Linked DNA regions of Homo sapiens: region 1 is linked to region 2. A link is an interaction called in ENCODE POLR2A ChIA-PET data of the cell type or tissue named here. Cell type or tissue: MCF 10A. All regions are shown on one strand. Each heading gives the region's core, and the rest is flanking DNA. Links, peaks and the distances in the headings are about the cores only. Region 1 has its middle 52 kb from the start of BNIP2. Region 2 has its middle 120 kb from the start of FOXB1.

What was found. ChIA-PET counts read pairs that join two places held together with the same protein. Peaks named below come from ENCODE experiments on the same cell type or tissue, not always from the same donor. Only the 100,000 strongest peaks of a DNase experiment are listed, where the experiment ranks them.
Region 1: POLR2A ChIA-PET joins it to region 2 with 5 read pairs; 3 of 35 experiments call an interaction of 5 or more read pairs at or near these places.

Annotation. Positions count from the first base shown.
Region 1 is chr15:59,739,110-59,744,492 of GRCh38, reverse strand. No RefSeq gene overlaps it. Among named protein-coding and RNA genes, the nearest start is that of BNIP2, 52 kb to the right of the region's middle. In MCF 10A, for the core only: a CTCF peak has its summit at 2,967 (motif pointing left); a DNase peak (open chromatin) is centred at 3,012.
Region 2 is chr15:59,883,211-59,888,593 of GRCh38, reverse strand. No RefSeq gene overlaps it. Among named protein-coding and RNA genes, the nearest start is that of FOXB1, 120 kb to the left of the region's middle. In MCF 10A, for the core only: no CTCF peak of the experiment used is centred there; a DNase peak (open chromatin) is centred at 2,573.

The DNA.
Region 1 (5,383 bases), core at 94-5,093, 140 kb after region 2:
GATCAGTACCATCAGCATGCCAACATGCTATAATATCTCCTATCAAAAAAGCAAGCAACACATACCTCTTGGCCTCACAACTGCCTTCTAGCTACAGCAGTATTTCTCTATTCCCCTTCACAGCAAAATCCCTCAAATGAAAGTCTGTATTTTCTGTCTCTGCTTTGTCTTCTTTGATTCTCTACTGGACTCTCAAAAGATCTCAACACTAAAATCCAGTGTTCTCGTTTTGTTTAACCTCTCAGCCGCATTTGACAAAATTGATCACTCCCTCCTCCATGAAATGCTTGCTTCACTTTCTTTCTGGGACATTCCTCTTTTTTGCTCTCCTTCTAGTTTTCTGAGCATTCCTTTCCAGGTTTTCTGCTGGTTTCCTCCTATCTTCCTGACCCTAATTGTCAGAGTGTTCCCGGGCTCAGTCCTTGAGTCAATTTTCTTTCTCAAGATACCTGCCATTATTATGACCACCTTCTGTGATGACTGCTTGAATCCACATTGGTCATCACCCCTGCTCAAGCTCAGGATTCTGAGCACTCAATGCCTGCATTAATCAACTGGCAGCGCACTTAGTCTGTGCCTTCACCAATCCACATCAAAGTAATTCACTACTTAAAAAAATCAATGGAACCAATTATTTTGATACATTAAGACCAAAGTCACAACAGATGTATGATTGTTTTTATTATTTTTCAACTGGTTGAGTTGATGTTAGGTAGACTACTGTCTTAATTCTGGCAACTATAACAGAAATACCATAGATTGGGTGGTTTAAGCAACAGAAATCTATTCCTCACAGTTCCGAAGACTGGGAAGTCCAAGATCAAGGGACCAGCGGTGTCTTGTGAGGGTTCACTTCCTGGTTTGCAGATGGTTTGCAGATGGTCATCTTCTCATTGTATTCTCAATGAGCTTGCCAGTGGTGTGATTGTGCCAACTTGGAGGCAGATCCTTAGCTCTCAGACAAACCTTCTGATGGTTGCAGAGAGAGACAAAGCAAGCTCTCTTGTGTCTTTTTACAAGGGTATTAATCCCATTCATGAGAGCTCCACCCTCATGTCCTAATTACCTCCCAAAGGCCCCTCCTCCTAATACCATCACATTGAGAATTGGAATTTCAACATATGAATTTTAGAGGGCCAGAAACATTCAGTCCATAGCAACTGCCTTCAGCCAGAATTTCTGTGGCTATCCTGTGAATCATGGGATGTTCAGCAGCATCCCTGGCTTCTCCCCGTGAGATGCCAGCAGTTACCAACACCCCAGTTGTGATCATCAAAATGTCTCTAGACATTGCCAAAAATCACTCCCAGTTGAGACCCACTGCCTTAGACGTGTGTGTGTGTGTGTGTGTGTGTGTAGGCAAGCAGATAGGTTGAGAGATTTATTCAATATTGATATAGAGAGGAAAAGGCTAACATTAAACAAACCCTTCTTAGGCTAGTGAATTACAGCTTTTAGTTTCTGTGCTTATGTTAAGGGTGGATGTCCCTGCTACAAAAACCAATCCACTGGCAGGGATTCAAGAAGGCATCTGGAAATAAGGGGCTAATAAAAGGCAAAGCTAACAAGGCTCCACCCAGATCAGCAAGTACCATATACATACCTACCTGTATTATCATACCACGACACTGTTGTGAAATGATTTCTTCCCATTTCCCTAAAATGCTATGAGCAAATCAAGGGCAAGGACCACCCTCTGGCACAGTTCCTAGAGCCTCATTGGTGTTCAGCAGTTTTTAATTGACACCAAATGTGGGCACTGCCCTACCCCATGTCCAAGGCATGGGGATAGGGTCACCCACTCTTTCTTCACACACAGCTCCCTGACTGCATGTGGTTCCACTTTTTAAACCTGCCTCTGGCTTTTGTTTTAGCCAGATTCTTTATGAAGGCCTTTTATGTTCTGTGCTCTTCTATTTGAGAATTAACTCTTCACTTGGTGAGGATCTAAATGTGCCCCAAGTACACCCTGAGGTTAGCTGGACAAGGGAGTGTTAATAGTCCCCTGAGGAACCTAGATAGTAAGACGATGGTATTCTACAGGAGGAGATACAAGCAAACCCCATGCATCCACCACCGTCATCCATAACTCCTGAGTAGCTGACAGAAAAATTGTGTACCACACAGTTTCCAAAAGATAGCTGGGGCTGGGAGCTGTTTCTGGGAGGGAAAGAGGCACATTGCTCTCATAAAGCTTGACCAAAAATAAAAAATATGTATATCATGGGACATTAGGGCTAGAAAGAACTCTGGAGGCTATGTTCTCTAGCCCTTCTTTCTACAGATGAGAACAGCCTCCAATGCCCAGGGAGGTGTGTCTCCTCTGAGGTCAAACAGAATTTTAGTAGCACAGCTCTGACAAGAACATTAGCCTCTTGGCTCTGGATTCAGCTCCATTTCTACCTCACTGTGCCATCCCAGTTGGCAGATACAGCAACTTTAAGAGACATCCCTCTGAAAGAAGGACAAGCTCAACCCTGTGGCAGAGCTCTGTCCCACCTCAGCCTCCCCAGCCCACCCCCCACCAACCTCGACTCAGAGCGCAATGGCTCTTTGCATCCTTGGACAGTTTCTACTTGCATCTGCATCGATTAAACCTTGATCTCATTTATTATCTCAGGAAATGGTTTCAAGGTCACAGGGCTGGAAATTTAATTATGGTAGCAGTATATTAAGTGGCACATTTAAAGATGCTGAATTGTGGTAATTAATTTTTTGGATGGTGGTGTCAGAGGAACGGGTTTTCTCTACACTGGGTATTTGGCATCCATCATGGCCATTGAACTTGGCAGCTGTCTTTTAGCTTTAAACTGCCTCGTTATTCATCTTTTATGACTAGCCTTTAAAAACACTAGGCGCCGATACCCCCTTTTATTGTAATATATGTGTGCAACGGGAACGGAGCCATACTTCACCTTTGCTATAAAACATGAACCAAGGGTGCCAGCAGCTACCTAAGCTGGCCTCTAAATTGAGACAACAATTACCCTTCGCTGACATCTAGTGTCAAGGCATGAGATACAGCCGAAGCACTGAATCCATTGGCCTGGAAAACGTATGCTTCCCCAGTGATAAAGGCTGTCTCACCCACAAGGCTCCAGGCCCAGCGGGGAGGAAGGGAGCAGAGGGATTAACTTGGCCCTGACTATTGACTTTGCTGGGGCTCTAGGTTATCCAAGGGGGCACCCGTCTGCCAAGGTCTTAAAGAGCTTGTAATGTTTAACGAAAGGACAGTCATTAAATATGTTTGGTTCAAATATTAGGTTCAATGAGCCTGGGTGGCACTTAATAGAGAGGCGGGAAAATATGGATTAAATTAGAGAGATTCGTTAAAGAAATTGGCCTGGAGCCCAAGAATGACTGGTTGTCAGACAGAGCTGCCAGGAGTTAGGAGTTCATCCAGTGAGGGAAACTCAAACCAGGTTTAGGTTTTAAATTCCAGAATGCCACTATAAAATAGATTTAAATATTGATCAGCCTTTGTGAAGAAAGGGATAGCCATAAAAACTGGCTTGTGGGTAGAAATTCTTTTTCTCAGAAAATCCATGTCCTGGCCGGGCATGGTGGCTCACACCTGTAATCCCAGCACTTTGGGAGACCAAGGCAGGTGAATCACTTCAGGTCAGGAGTTTGAGACCAGCCATGGCCAACATGGCAAAACTCCATCTCTATTAAAAATACAAAAATTAGCTGGGCATGGTGGTGGATGCCTGTAATACCAGCTACTAGGGAGGCTGAGGCAGGAGAATCACTTGAACCCAGAAGGTGGAGGTTGCAGTGAGCTGAGATAGCACCACTGCACTCCAACCTGGGCAACAGAGTGAGACTTGGCCAAGAAAGAAAGAAAGAAAGAAAGAGAGAGGAAGGAAGGAAGGAAGGAGAGAGAGAGAGAGAAGAAAGAAAGAAAGAGAAAGAAAGAAAGAAAGAAAGAAAGAAAGAAAGAAAGAAAGAAGAAAGAAAGAAAGAAAGAAAGAAAGAAAGAAAGAAAGAAAGAAAGAAAGAAAAAGAAAGAAAGAAAGAAAGAAAATAGTGTCCTTTGCCTCCAAAAGCATAAGAGCACAGTGTTTATACACTTTGAAAGCACAGATCGCGATTTCTCCCTTCTTCAAGTGGGGTCTGCCCTACCCTCGAGTCCAAGGTTTCTTACCCTGGGCACTACTGATATTTTGGCCTTGCTGATTCTTGTCTATGGAGGGTTGGGGACTGTACAGTGCATTGTAGGATGTCTAGCAGCATCCCTGGCCTCTCATCAGTAAATGCCAGTAGCCTCCTCCCCCAGTTGTGATAACTAAAAATGTCTTCAGATATTGTCAGCTATCCTCTGGAAAGTAAAATTGCTCCTGGTTGAGAACCACTGGTCTGTTCTTACCTCAGGAGGCAGGCTCAGACCTCTAAGCTGACCTGCCAGCAGGGCCGTGCCTTGGCTGGAGAGGGCAGCGTTGGCCTGGCAGGTCTGAGCTGCCCTCACAGCTGGCCTGGTGACCACTCGTGCCTAACTGTGACCTCCACTTGGTTTGCTGGCCAGTATGTTGGACTTTGGCCTGCTTCACTCTCACTCTTGTCTTTGACCACAGTCCTAAGTCCTGACCATGAGCGTCCTATGATCTCGTGATCTCATTTTGGTAACACTTGTCCCATAACTGAGTCCTCACACCAGCTCACGTGTCTCCGCCGCAGTCAGTCAGAAAATCAGCACGTGTCTCCTGCTGGGGATCCCACAGGAAATAAGGCCATCAGAAACTCTGCCGTCACAGAATCTACATGCTAGTGGTGAGAGATAGCCAATAAATACGTCAGTAAATACGCCGTTTTCAGATGATGATAAGTGCAATGAAGAAAACAACTCAGATAATTGGATAGAGTGCAGAGGGGAGGGTGGGCTACTCTAGCCACGGTCAGTAAAGGCCTCACTGAAGAAGTGACGAGAACTAAAATGTGAACAATAAGAAGGTGGCCCTGAACATGGTGTTCCTGCCATTACAACAGGCTGTATTTTAAGAATAAGAAACTTAATAAGATCATAATATACGCGGAGTAAAGTGTCTAAATCTTAATCTTACATCTATATAAATATGCACATACAGAGATAACTACCACCCAGCTCATGATATGCAATGTTTCCATCATGGAAGGCCCATTTCTATGCCTTCTTCCCTGTCAGTACCCACCCCCAGAGATAAACTATTCTGACTTCGGTTGCCATTGATTCATTTTGTCAACAGGCTGCATTATATTTTATTGTGTTTTGTTTTTTCTAGGAAACCCAGGTAGGTCTTCTATACCCACAACTTTTCATAAATTCTTTTAAGCCTCTAGTTCCTTATAAAGCTAAAAGGGGCACGACAGCTCCCCTGGGGCACTAAAGGAACCGGTCGTGATGGAA
Region 2 (5,383 bases), core at 213-5,212:
TTTTAGATCTTACATCTAATAATTATAGTACCTATCTGCTTTTACTTGTGCAGCTTTTTCGTCTCCTGTTTTGATAGTACCTCCTAGTTTTCCTTTGAGGAACCACCTCCCACTTGCAGTCCGTGTGCTCCAAGAGGAGCTGGTCCCATTCCCATGTCCAGTTGGTTTTTTTTTTGTTGTTGTTGTTGTTGTTTTAAATTTTACTCTAAGTTCTGGGATACATGTGCTGTATGTGCAGGTTTGTTACATAGATAAACATGTGCCATGGTGGTTTGCTGCACCCATCAACCCATCACCTAGGTTTTAAGCCCTGCTTGCATTAGGTGTTTGTCTTAATGCTCTCCCTCCCCTTTCTCCCCACCCCCCGACAGGCCTCAGTGTGTGATGTTCCCCTCCCTGTGTCCATGTGTTCTCATTGTTCAACTCCCACTTATGAGTAAGAACATGCAGTGTTTGGTTTTCTGTTCCTGTGTTAGTTTGCTGAGGATGATGGTTTCCAGTTTCATCCATGTGAAACTGTTTCAACCATGAGTTCAAAGGACATGAACTCATCCTTTTTTATGGCTGCATAGTATTCCATGGTGTATATGTGCCACATTTTCTTTATCCAGTCTACCATTGATGGACATTTGGGTTGGTTCCAAGTCTTTGCTATTGTAAATAGTGCTGTAATAAACATATGTGTGCATGTGTCTTTATAGTAGAATGATTTATAATCCTTTGGGTATATATCCAGTAATGTGATTGCTGGGTCAAATGGTATTTCTGGTTCTAGATCCTTGAGGAATCACTACACTGTCTTCCACAATGGTTGAACTAATTTATATTCCCACCAATAGTGTAAAAGTATTCCTATTTCTCCACATCCTTGCCAGGATCTGTTGTTTCCAGACTTTTTAATGATCACCATTCTAACTGGTGTGAGATGGTATCACATTGTGGTTTTGATTTGCATTTCTCTAATGACCAGTGATGATGAGCTTTTTTTTATATGTTTGTTGGCCGCATAAATGTCTTCTTTTGAGAAGTGTCTGTTCATATCCTTCACCCACTCTTTGATGAGGTTGTTTGTTTGTTTTTTTTCTTGTAAATTTGTTTAAGTTCCTTGTAGATTCAGATATTAGGCCTTTGTCAGATGCATAGATTGCAAAAATTTTCTCCCGTCCAACTGGTTTTTGCCATGTGAGGACATAACAAAGAAATGGCAACTGCAAACCAGGAAGAAGATTGTCACCAGACACCAGATCGGCTGACACTCTGATCTTGGACTTCCTAGCCTTCAGAATAAGTGTTTGTGGTTTAAGCCACTTAATCTATGGTCATTTGTTACAGCAACCTGAACTGATAAGTGTAGACATCGAGAGGGGAGTCTCCCTGTTAAAATATATCTCACTGGATTCCCTGTTTGTATTTAGGCTCCAAGAGTCCTGGTCTCATTGCCTCAAAATCCAGATTGTTTCTGACGTTGTGACTGGTGTGACATGATGACCCAGAGCTGCCTCCAAGCAGTGTGACTTCTATTCTTCAAGTGGAATGCAGAAGCAATTAGTCTTAGGCTTGGGAGACACATGGCCTCTTCTCTTCTTTTCCTTAAGAATTTCTTTTTTCTTGGCCTTAAAAATGGCAGGATCTAGATTAGGGGATGGGTCAAGGGGGATGAGGGCAAAGAGACCACCTGGCCAGCGTGGAGTCTGGCTCATGACTCTACCAGCTCAGTTGCCACAAGGCCTTCTCTCCTCTCCTGTTCCATTGCTCGGACTCCTTGTCAATATCCTAGTGGCACAGCTACATGTGAGTGCCACTCTGCTGACAGTGCACCTTGAGAACTCCGACATCTGTGCCAGGGCATTCCTCCCCGATGCTTCCAAACCTGGAAGATTTTTCCTCTCCCCAACCCTGCACTTTTTTTGTCTCCCAGGCCTCCCACAGCATTGCTTCTGCTGAGAGCTCCTTTCACTCCTGGCCCCACTCCTCCCACCAGGGCTGAAAGCCAGGGGAGGGTGTTGGGGAAAAATTGGCACACCATTGTCTGCATTTCTCTCCTCTCTCTTGCCTGTGTACCAAAAGAAACACATTTTTTTTAAAAGTCCCATTTTTTCTCCTTCAGCCATAATAAGCCACATAAACAAACAACTCATGTAAATAAGCAGCCAAAGTTGGTTCTCAGGCTGGGATCAGGCATAGCAGCTTGCTCCCTCATCCCAAAAAACTTCAACAGCAAGCAGCCTAGGAGCTTGAAGAAAGTATTTACTTTTTAGTTAACTACAGCATCCACTTTTCAAATTTCAAAACGCTTACATAAGTTGCTTATTGTTCACTTGTTAACAAAGGAATCTTTTCTACATCAAGGCGAGTTCTCTTTTTCAGCTGTGAGCTAATTTCTCTCTCTGCTAAACAATGATTCCCTGCTCTCACTCACTCCCTCTCCTGCTTACAGACACTATTAACATCCCACAGGAAGTGGTGTTTGTACAGTGCTCCTTGATTAACGAATCCCCAGGGAATGAGCCTTCTTTATAGGATATGGGGCTGGGCTCAAAAACACTTCATAAATCATGCAGCATGAGCTGTCCGGACTGGTAGCGGCTTGCCGGCAACCTTCGGTGCACAGCCACTGTTTGGCACGTCTGCTGGAGGAAAACGAGTAAGAGCTGCTCACCTGGGAGGCTGCTCTCTGTTCTCACACTTTGCTTTTCTGCCTCCTTCCATATCTCATAGGTGGGGAGGGTACTCATTCTTGTTCCTGCTCCTTCCTGCTCCCTTGTCAATCTCTTCCTCTTCCCTATCCAGATCCTTCTGTTCCCCTCCCCCTAGTCCTCCCCTGCCCCATACTGCAAGACCAGGGAAAAACGAAGCTAATTTATCCTGAAGGTTTAACTAAATGAAGCATTTGCAGTTTAAGCTGAATTGGAGAAAAATAAGACTCAGCCCTGCTAAAGTAATCCCAGGCGCCAGTTAGATTTCAGCAAACACGTAGAAAGATATTTCAGGAAGCAAACTAGCATGAAGACTCATCAACTGGCCAGGTGCGGTGGCTCACACCTGTAATGCCTACATTTTGGGTGGGTGGATTGCTTGAGGTCAGGAGTTCGAGACCAGCCTGGCCAATGTGGTGAAACTCCACCTCTACTAAAAATAAAAAAATTAGCCAAGCGTAGTGACACACAGCTGTAATCCTAGCTACTAGGATGACTGAGGCACGAGAATTGCTTGAACCCAGGAGGTAGAGGTTGCAGTGAGCTGAGATTTTGCCACTGCACTCCAGACTGGGTCACAGAGTGAGATTCCGTCTAAATAATAATAATATAAAACTTCATCAACTGATAATTAATGCAGATTACAAAAATTTAGATCCTTGTCAAGGTCGCTGGGTGGGGCTAGGAGGGCTGGTTCAAGATGTCTTCCCCTCTGACCTTTGTCCCTTGTCCAGTGGAGGAAGTCCAACCGCAGGGGCAGATTTTGTGGGGCTTGAAGAAAGCTTACACATTCTTGGGTGGGGTGGGGTGGGGAAGGGGAAGGGCCCTGTGAAAAAACACAAAACTACAGACACAAAATTAGGCATGAGTGGGTATATACAGCTAACCCTCAAACAGTGTCGACCCCTGTGTAATACAAAAAATCCATGTATAACTTTTGACTCCCCAGAAAATTAACTACTAATGGCTTATTCTTGACTGGAACCTTACCGATAACATAAACAGTCAATTAACATGTATTTTGTATGTTTATATGTATTATATACTGTATTCTTATAATAAAGTAATTTAGAGAAAAGAAAACGTTAAGAAAATCATAAGGAGGAGAAAATGTATTTACTATTCATTAAATAAAAGTGGATTATGATCATCATAAAGGGCTTCATCATCACTGTCTTCTTGTTGAGTAGGCTGAGGAGGAGGGAGAGGAGAGGTTGATCTGCTGTCTCAGGAGTAGTTGTTCATCTGTGAGTTTTTTCAAATTGTCTCAAGTCTCCAAAAAATTTTCCAATACATTCATTGAAAAACGCTCCACATATAAGTGGCCTGCACAATTCAAGTCTGTGTTTTTCAAGGATCAACTGTATTTATTTAGAATAACAATATAAATAAAAATAAGCAACAAAATGTTAAATACCAACAAAAACCACAAGCGTCACATTGATTAAGCTCATCACTGTGTGCTTCATGTGTTTCTATATTTTCTCCCCAATATTTGCCAGCTGCATACATTTTCATTGCCTTCTCAAGTGACAATTTTGTAATATTTTCTATATAGAAACCACAGAGATAATTCAGTCTTTAATATGGTTGGTAGAAAGAATTTCACTTATTGTCTATTTTGAATTTTTTTATCTTTATAAATTATAATTGATAACATCACATAGATTTTTAGTATTGTATTTATTTATTTATTTATTTATTTATTTATTTGAGACAGAGTCTTGCCCGGTCACCCAGGCTGGAGTGCAGTGGCTTGATCTTGGCTCACTGCAACCTCCGCTTCCTGGGCTCAAGCGATTCTCCTGCCTCAGCCTCCCGAGCAGCTGGGATTATGGGTGCACGCCACCAAGCCTGGCTAATTTTTGTATTTCTAGTAGAAATGGGGTTTCACCATGTTGGCCAGGCTGGTCTCAAACTCCTGACCTCAAGTGATCCACTCGCCTCAGCCTCCCAAACTGCTGGGATTACAGGCGTGAGCCACTGTGCCTGGCCTTGCTCTAGCATCTCTTGCTCTGCATCTTTATAAGCCAGCAAAGTGAGTAACAGTAGCATTAGCATTCCTGGGTAGTAGCATTCCTGGAAGACAACCCTATACCAGGATGGCAAGCAATATCTTAACTACATAGAAGAGACCATGAACTACATTAATATGATCCACAGAACCCAACTTAAATGGATCTCCAAATCAACTTCCTTTTAGCTGGATCCCCCAAGATGCTCGTGACCACTTTAACACCACACATCATGAGGGGCAGTAGGATACAGGGAAAATTAGGTTAGAAACAGTAAGTGACTTAACCACTTGTTATGCAAATGTTACAAGCACATATGACCATGGGAACAAATTGCAAGAGCCCCTCACAGGATCTTGGAAGGGATTTTGCAAGTGAGGGCCCTCAAAGCTTAATCTTTGTTAGCTTCACAGCTAATCAGCCGCTGCTTAGGAATTGTGGGATGTGGGTAAACCAATCACCTGCTTCCTCCTTGACCTGGAAGCCCCCTGCACTAATGTGAGTCAGCCAATCCCTTCCTCCAGACTGCCAGGCCCCACACGGCCTCCCCACCATCAGACTTCTCTGCCTGAGCCCAGATCAGGCCTCCCTCCTCCATCTCTCCTGACCTTAACTCAACACTGTTTCCTCTCCTCCAAGAATACCAGGTGCAATTTTTTTTTCCCATTTGTT